Linked DNA regions of Homo sapiens: region 2 is linked to region 1. A link is a contact called in ENCODE POLR2A ChIA-PET data. All regions are on one chromosome and are shown on one strand. The core of a region is the stretch at or near the end of the contact, and the rest is flanking DNA. Distances in the headings are between cores, read along the strand shown.

Region 1 (4,660 bases), core at 854-3,353:
TCTCTCTCTCTCTTTTTTTTTTTGACGCAGTCTTGCTCTGTCGCCCAGGCTGGAGTGCAGTGGCATGATCTCTGCTCACTGCAACCTCCGTCTCCCAGGTTCAAGCAATTATCCTGTCTCAGCTTCCCGAGTAGCTGGGACTACAGGGGCACGCCACCAAGCCTAGCTAATTTTCGTATTTTTAGTAGAGATGGGGTTTCACCATATTGGTCAGACTGGTCTCGAACTCCTGACCTCAGGTGATCCACCCACCTCGGCCTCCCAAAGTGCTGGGATTACAGGCATGAGCCACTGTGCCCAGTCTTTGCCTAGGCCCAGAGAAATGACATCTATAATTGGGTTCTACGTTTGAAAAATTTGGATCAGGTGATTATCTCAGAAACAGTTTCCTCCCTGGCAAGATGGTTTTCCTAATCAGTGCCCACACCCACCATGAACCATTAAAATCATGGTGAAAACCAGGGTCCCCCTACATCAGCCTTTGATCCTGACTGTTCAGCAGGAAGATGTTGCTTGGCTGAAGGAGGAAGGAATTGAGTAAGGTTCCTCTGTTGTTAATTACCTCCAAGCTATCACTGCATCATGCTGCTGCCTTTGAACAGTCTCAGTGGAAGTGAGTGATCTTCCATCACTATGTGCTTCGTCACCTGTACCCCATACGAACCTTCTCCACGTCTGCCATTTCATTAGCAAACGTGCTGTTCCGCAGCCACTAACCACTATCGGCTGACAGTCTGATAGACTTGATAAAGATGACAAGTTGTTGATGCTGTTTGCTCTTCTTTGCGTAATGTTAACATCTTCACCACAGTTCTTGGGCAAATCATCTTTTTTTTTTTTTTTTTTTTTTTTTTTGAGAGAGGGTCTCATTCTATTGCCCAGGCTGGAGTGCCATGGTGCGATCGTGGCTCCCTGCAGCTTCCACCTCCTGGGCTCAAGTGATCAGCCTCTCGAGTAGCTGAGCCTGCAGGCGCATGCTACCATGCCTGACTAATTTTTGTATTTTTTTGTAGAGATGGGGTCTTGCTCTGTTGCCCAGGCTGGTCTCAAAATCCTACCCTCAAGTGATCCTCCCACCATGGCCTCCCTAAGTGCTGAGATTACAGGCATGAGCCCCCACGCCCAGCCACCTTGAACAAATCTTAAGCGCTCTCAGCCTAGAGTTTTCTCCAAGATTAAGCGAAATTATCCACATAAAGCACTTAGCACAAAATAAGTGCTTGGTACTTGTTGATGAGGATGAAATAGAAGATGACTAGTTGGTGAGAAGTGTTTTTTTTTGTTTTTCGTTTTTGTTTTTTTGAGACACAGTTTCGCTCTTGTCACCCAGGCTGGAGTGCAGTGGCACGATCTTGGCTCAATGCAACCTCCGCCTCCCGGGTTCAAGAGATCCTCCTGCCTCAGCCCCCGCAGTAGCTGGGATTACAGGCATGTGCCACCACGCCGGGTAATTTTTTGTATTTTTAGTGGAGACGGGGTTTCGCCATGTTGGGCAGGCTGGTCTCAAACTCCTGACCTCAGGTGATCCGCCTGCTTCAGCCTTCCAGAGTGCTGGGATTATAGGCATGAGCCACTGCACCCGGCCGAGAAGGATTTTTTTAAATAACACTTTTTTTTTCCCCAGCTCCATCATCTGTTTGCTTTGGTCATTGCAACACCCACACTCTTTTAAAGAAGGTCTCCAAGGCTGGAAACTTCTCCCACTCTAATTTGGGTAAAATATGAATATGTTTGTAACACACTGAGGCGTGCCATCTTCCTCATGTCCACCTTCTTCCTCATGTCCACGCATGGACTCCATGGAAATCAGGGGACTCCATCTTCGGGAGATTTGCTTTCCTAGCGCTGGCCGCGCATCCTTAGCACTCTGTGGCTCCCTGACACAAGTGCTGGAATCTCTCGGGCTCAGGATTACTAAATGAGTAGCCAGCTGCGTCATGCAGGGACCCAGCAGGAACCAGATGGCACGTTCAAACAAGGACAAGTCAGGAGGATTTACAAAGGGACGATTCACAAAGCGGTGGAGAGGGGAGGGCAAACCGCAAAGGATAATGCAATTACACGAGCTGGTGAGGCAGAGCTGTTACCCATGCTAGGCCCAGAGAAGAGAGCCAGGGGAGTGAGTGGTTCCTAGATACCTAAGGCAGAGATTCGTGTGCAAAGAGCCGCCTTGAGACGAGTGTGAGTTTGGTTGATAGGTGCAGCCAGTTTGAGACAAATCTACAGGGAGGAGTCAGGAGAATAAATACTCTGACCTCACTTTCTTCCTCCCCTGTGATTTGCCAAACCTCCTTCTTAGCCAAATACCACTGGAAGCCAAAGGGCAAGGGAGCCCATTGAGGCCAGCCTCCTGGGGCAGGGTGGAAAAGAGTGGGAAGTAGATCTGGAGGGGCAAATGGAAGTTATCTGGCACATTAAATAAATAAAAAGTGATATGACCAGTGATACAAACCAAGGATTAGAGTTTGTCCAATTGCTTGCAACTGGGGTCGTTTAAAAAAAGAAATCAGCAGGCGCCGTGGCTCAGCCTGTCATCCCAGCACTGTGGGAGGCCGAGGCGGGCGGATCACAAGGTCAGGAGTTCGAGGCCGGCCTGGCCAACATGGTGAAACCCCATCTCTACTAAAAATACAAAAATTAGCTGGGCGTGGTGGCAGGCACCTGTCATCCCAGCTACTCAGGAGGCTGAGGCAGGAGAATCGCTTGAACCCGGGAGGCGGAGTTTGCAGTGAGCCGAGATTGCGCCATTGCACTCCAGCCTGGGTGACAGAGCAAGACTCCATCTCAAAAAAAGAAAGAACGGAAAAAAATCAATTGATCCCTAACTTAAATGCCTCCAGAAAAACCTTCAGCTTTTGTTTTATGACTGGATTTCCAAAATCTAAGTTACTGTTACTCATGTTCACAGACCAGTCTCTGACATGATTTATCTGTGATTCTGAATATCCTCCTGTGTGAATATTCTGGCATGTGGCAACCGGAAATGGCCCCCTACTGCCCACCCACTGAGGAAGAACCACGTGGTGCCCCACCTGGCTGAATGGGAGCTCTTAGGCAGACACCATTCTGGCCCCACCGAAGAACTCTGGTAACAGGCTTTGTGGGTCCTTCCCTCGCCAGTAGGTTCTCCTATGGGTCCAGGTCGGAGTGGGAGAAGCAGGGAAAGGGGACAGAATTTGCTGGGGGAACCATAGCTGAGCACTGAAGGCAGAAAGCACCTTCCCTATGTAACTTTCCGCATACTGAGAGAAACCTAGAAAATCATCCTTTTTTTTTTGAGACGGAATTTTGTCTTGTCGACCAGGCTGGACTACAGTGGCGCCATCTCTGCTCACTGCAACCTCCGCCTCCCAGGTTCAAGCGATTCTCCTGCCTCAGCCTCCCGAGTAGCTGGGACTACAGGCACACGCCACCACGCCCAGCTAATTTTTGTATTTTTAGTAGAGATGGGGTTTCACCATATTGGCCAGGCGGGTCTCGAACTCCTGACCTCAGGTGATCCACCCACCTCAGCTTCCCAAAGTGCTGGGATTATAGGCATGAGCCACCGCACCCGGCAGGAAATCACCTTTGGATCCTTGTGATGGAAAACACTAGGAAGGAAAGCCCACAGCCTTCTAAAGTCACAGTCACAGGCAGGGCTGGGGCTCAATTTGTCATCCTCCCGGGCTGGACCCCAAGAACAGAAAGAGTGGGTGGTCAGCTACATGGTGTGACTTGAGGGGCTTCAAAAGTCCTGCTGAACCCCAAACTATCTCCCCGACTGCCCTGAGTTTCTGTCTGAAGTTTCCATCATTTGAGTCATTTCTTTGTGCTAAGAATTTGCTTCCAGAAGTTGCCTGCTAAAATGTACACGCTGCCTGGGCGCGGTGGCTCACGCCTGTAATCCCAACACTTTGGGAGGCCACAGTGGGCGGATCACCCTGAGGCCAGGAGTTCAAGACCAGCCTGGCCAACATGGTGAAACCGTGTCTCTACTAAAAATACAAAAATTAGCTGGGTGTGGTGGCGGGCGCCTGTAGTCCCAGCTATTCAGGAGGCTGAGGCAGGAGAATCGCTTGAACCTGGGAGGCAGAGGTTGCAGTGAGCAGAGATCACGCCACTGCACTCCAGCCTGGGCAACAAAGCGAGACTCAGGCTAATAAATAAATAAATAAATAAATAAATAAATAAATAAATAAAATGTACATGCAGCCATAAAAGGATACGGGACTTACTTTTCATTCATTTTGTTTGCTCAACGTCTCACTTCCTTTCTTAGGTTTCAAGAACTCTGCCCCCTCATAAGAATTTGGAGGACACGGAGCCTATCTTCTGCCATAGACACCTCGCCAAGGGGTACAGCATTGCCGTGCCAGTCCTTCTTGTACTCAGGGCAGGGGCACATGACCACGGTCAGGAGCTGGCGATGCAGCAGAATTTGGGGAGCATTTATTTCAGCAGAAGGTGGCAGGGGTGGCTGCAGCCATGCTCCCACAGTTACTGCTCATGGCATGGTTTGGGCTGAGGTCAGGAGTTCGAGACCAGCTGGTCCCAATTGCTACACAGCATCTTCTGTTCCTGCCCATTTTCCAAGCCTGTTCCTCAGCCTTCCCGAGAGTCCAGAGCTTACTAATATTCTCTTACTAAATGCGTAAGCTACTTAAATCAGACAGAACCG
Region 2 (4,660 bases), core at 1,086-3,585, 89 kb before region 1:
AGTGCAGTCCAACCCTAGCCAACAGGGGAATGACACAACAATAGGGGCTACCTGTGTCAGGAATAAGAACCCCTTCCCCTCCCTTGTTCAGGTGTGCTCTCACCATTGTTCCATCTGCGAGGAGCACCCTTTATGCAGCAAGTAAAACTGCCTTGCTGAGAAAGTTAAATTTATGCTGAGTGCTATTTCATTGCAGCACCAAGGAATAAGCATTTTGTTTCTTTCTTTCTTTTTTGAGATGGAATCTTGCTCTGTCACCCAGGCTAGAGTGCAGTGGCACAATCTCAGCTCACTACAATCTCCTCCTCCCGGGTTCAAGCGATTCTTCTGCCTCAGCCTCCCGAGTAGCTGGGACTACAGGCGCGTGCCATCACGCCCAGCTAATTTTTGTATTTTTAGTACGGACAAGGTTTCACCATATTGGGCAGGCTGGTCTTGAACTCCTGACCTTGTGATCCTCCCAGCTCGGCCTCCCAAAGTGCTGGGATTACAGGCATGAGCCACCACGCCCAGCCCAAGCATTTTGTTACTAATACTCCTAATTTATTCATTCATTCAAATATTTATTAAGTGCCTAAAAGAGTTAAGTCTCAGTTTGGAGCTCACAAATAACAACTACTCTGAAATGAGTTAAGCTGCTGACAGGGCCCAGTGGAACGCACTGGAAAGGGGGACCCGGAGCTCCTGTTTAGATGAGAGTAATTAGGCAAAAAAAACCCAGAATTGCTTTTTGAAGGATGAAAAGGAATTTGTCAGGCAAAGAAAGAGAGGAAGGTATCTATATACAGAGGACACAGGGAGTGTAAAGGCATTTTGTAATTCAAATGTGACCCTTTTTTCTCTTTTTCTTCTTCCCCTTGGCTTTCACTCAATCACCACATTAAAAAACTGAAACAATGACAAAGCGTAAAGGAAGTCAAGTGGCGAGGCTCAGAAAATGCTTCAAAACTGCCTGACGGTAGGGAACAGGGAGACAACAAGTCAGCAACAAGAAAGATTACTTAAAAAGTTGGAAGGGGCCGGGTGCGGTGGCTCACACCTGTAATCCCTGCACTTTGGGAGGCCAAGGCAGACGGATCATGAGGTCAAGAGTTCAACACCAGCCAGACCAACACAGTGAAACCCCGTCTCTATTGAAAATACAAAGATTAGCCAGGCATGGTGGTGCTCGCCTGTAACCCCAGCTACTAAGGAGGCTGAGGCAGCAGAATCGCCTGAACCCAGGAGGCGGAGGTTGCAGTGAGCCAAGATCATGCCGCTGTACTCCAGGCTGGCAACAAAGCGAGACTCCGTCTCAAAAAAAAAAAGAAGAAGTCTGGGTGCAGTGGCTCACGCCTGTAATCCCAACACTTTGGGAGGCTGAGGCAGGCGGATCACCTGAGGTCAGGAATTCGAGACCAGCCTGACCAACGTGGAGAAACCCCATCTCTACTAAAAATACAAAATTAGCCAGGCGTGGTGGCACATACCTATAATCCCAGCTACTCAGGAGGCTAAGGCAGGAGAGTCACTTGAACCCGGGAAGTAGAGGTTACAGAGGGCCGAGATTGTGCCACTGCACTCCAGCCTGGGCAGCAAGAGCCAAACTCCATCTCAAAAAAAAAAAAAAAAAAGTCGGAAGAAGAAATGCGTAAACACTCTGAAGTCTAGTTTTTCCTAATTTTGGCCATGAACCCCAAATAGCAATTCAAAATGGAAAAATGGGGAGGGAGGGTCCATAGACATAGGAAAAATTTTCAGCCTCACTAGATTTATCAAACAGATGCAAAATGGAACAAGATACCATTCTCCTACTACCAAAGTGAAAATCTATCAATCTGAGGTAAAATCTTTTATTAAAAGATGAAGGTCAAGACTGATGTTACTACTTAAGTGATTACCTAAGTTTCAAAAAATTGGAACAGGTTTACTCTAGTAAATAATGCTATCAAATCAGAAATCTCCAACGTAGTCTGTCCCAAATCTCCACCAATACAATTTATATGAGATCTTTGAAGGATTTCAATTAGCTTTAAGGTCAACTGTACTGCAAAAAGACTCGTGACCCAGCCATGCTCTGCCTCATAAAACAAAGTTCAATCATCTGCCTAAAAGAACTATGAAGATATCTTGTCTCTCCCTACTAGCCATCGCTTTATTTGGAGACTCAGAGTCGGCTTTGAAGAATCAAAGCAGAATCAAGAATTGGTCAGCCACTCCTTGCTACACAGAGGCAGTTTTTGTGGCAGCCACAGTTCCTTATCTTCTGTGATCTCTCAACATACATTCAGGGAGATTACCAGGCGCAAATTCCAGAAAGCAAACCAGGAAGTGTGTGTCTGCGCCCGTGTGCAGGTAAGGTTCCAGCGGGGCTGTGTAAGGGCAGGAAAACCCGAATGGACACACTGCTTCCTGGGAGGTTTAGTGAAGTAACAAGGAGAGTGTTATGTTGTGGGTGTAAGATCAGAATCAGAAAACCTGTAACAGCAGCACATGCTAGAAATGAGGGCCACTCTCATACATCATCAGTTCAGACTCACAAAGACAGAAACAGGGTAGGGTAAGATCCTACTACCCTAGCCCAGAATACCATATGAAGAGGAATGTCTGTTCATCACTGGAAATCAGGCCGGGAGCTGTGTATTTATCCCTCAGAAATACATCTGAGAAGCGGTTTCATCAGAACTCCAGTCCCCTGGAGAGGCAAGGAAAACACACACACATCTCTGACAAATGCACATGAGACAGGACATAACAGTTACTGTTCAATGGTAAGTAGGCAGTAAGAAATCCAGCACTGATCCTAATAGCAAAAGAAAACCACAAGGAAGATTACCCTTCACACAAAAGCAGAACCTAACTTACAAGGTAAATTACTTCAGGAACTTCCAGTCACAATTTAGCAAATGACACAAAACAGGAGTATATGGAGAGAAGAAACCAGGATGAGATAAGATAATTTAAGAAAAGTGAGATAAATTTTAAAAGGATACTAAGAAATTAAGATTGCAATAGCAGAAATAAAGCCAACATTAGAAGTGAAAAAGAAAAATCAAACGAGTGGTAAAAAAGGGCAAACTTTTGAGCAGTTCACATAGGGGACAGAAATGGTGAGCCAACCTAATAATTACATGTGTTTTCAAGGAAGGAAACAGAACAATTGAAACAAAAGTAATCACCAAAAGTATTATTGGAAATTTTTTAAAAAGCACCAAGTACAAAGATCATAAGGAACTAATGTTTCAGGCAACATTAGTGAACATGTACAAGACAGAATCTGTCAAAATATTTTTAAAAAAAGAAAAAGGAAAATTCCTACCACCATCCAGGCACAGGAAAAAAACAAAATGATTAATGCAAGGCGATAGAACAACATCAACAGAATTTCTGAGGGAAGTTAGCAATCTAAATCATTAAATGTGGCTTCCAGGTACTCCTAGTGAAAATACTAGCTGAAAATGTACACTAGATGGTATACATGACTAATGAATTTAAATGTAAAACAGAAAGCTGGCAATGAGCAATGAATTCACATAAACAAGGTTTCAATAACTTGTGTTAATACTAAATGTAATTAGCGAGATAAAAGAAATAATTAGGCCAGGTGTGGTGGCTCTCACCTGCAATCCCAGCACTTAGGGAGGCTGGGGCAGGAAGATAGGATCACGTGAGCCCAGAAATTAGGCGGGTGTGGTGGCATGTGCCTGTAGTCCCAGCTACTCAGGCGGCTGAGATGGGAGGACTGCCTGAAAGACTGCAGCAAGCTGAGGTTGCACCACTGCACTCCAAACTGGGCAACCTTCTTATATCTGAAGATTATAAGATTTTTTTCTCAGGCCCGGCGCGGTGGCTCACACCTGCAATCCCAGCACTTTGGGAGGCTGAGGCGGGCGGATCACGAGGTCAGGAGATCGAGACCATCCTGGCCCACATGATGAAACCTCGTCTCTACTAAAAATACAAAAATTAGCCAGGCGTGGTGGTGGGTGCCTGTAATCCCAGCTATTCAGGCCTGAACTCGGGAGGCGGAAGTTGCAGTGAGCCATCGGCACCACTGCACTCCAGCCTGGGTGACACAGGGAGACTCCGTCTCAAAAAAAAAAAAAATTTTTTTTTCTCTTAACCCATTCTCACGTTACCCTCTTTTCACCTCCATGGTGAGCTTGGGACAAGAGCGAGACCTTGTCTCAAAAATAAATAGGCCAGACGTGGTGGCTCATGCTTTTACTACCAGCCCTTTGGGAGGCCAAGGCAGACGGATCACTTGAGGCCAGGAGTTTGAGACCAACACGACAAAACCCTGTCTCTACTAAAAATATAAAAATTAGCCAGGCGTGGTGGTACACGCCTGTAATCCCAGCTATTCGGGAGGCTGAGGTCAGGAAAATTGCTTGAACCAGGGAAGAGGTGCTTGCAGTGAGCTGAGATTGCGCCATTGCACTCCAGCCTGGGCAACAGAGTGAAACTCTGTCTCAAACAAACAAACAAACAAACAAATAAATAAAACAAAATTACCAAAAGAAGATGGAATTAGAAACATGAAATATACAAAAAATACATTAACAATATTCTGTGTCCCAAGCTCACCACGGAGGTGAAAGGAGGATAAAGTGAGAAAGGGTTAAGAGAAAAAAATCTTATAATCTTCAGATATAGGAAGAGTCAAAACAATTTTCTTTTT

What was found. ChIA-PET counts read pairs that join two places held with the same protein, here RNA polymerase II (POLR2A).
Region 2: POLR2A ChIA-PET joins it to region 1 with 12 read pairs in T-cell. The contact joins two enhancer-like sites. POLR2A ChIA-PET finds 5 or more read pairs at or near these places in 6 of 52 experiments (HCT116, HEK293, HepG2 and 3 more).

What each region holds. Positions count from the first base shown.
Region 1 is chr3:196,663,639-196,668,298 of GRCh38, reverse strand. No RefSeq gene overlaps it. Among named protein-coding and RNA genes, the nearest start is that of NRROS, 26 kb to the right of the region's middle. RefSeq lists enhancers at 885-1,546, 1,547-2,209, 2,210-2,872 and a silencer at 1,867-2,161. Within about 2 kb of position 2,103, at least 6 of the 41 ENCODE cell types and tissues checked have a DNase peak (open chromatin) inside an H3K27ac peak, as active enhancers do.
Region 2 is chr3:196,752,411-196,757,070 of GRCh38, reverse strand. All of the region lies in intron 1 of PAK2 (p21 (RAC1) activated kinase 2), which reads right to left. Among named protein-coding and RNA genes, the nearest start is that of PAK2, 15 kb to the right of the region's middle. Within about 2 kb of position 2,335, at least 2 of the 41 ENCODE cell types and tissues checked have a DNase peak (open chromatin) inside an H3K27ac peak, as active enhancers do.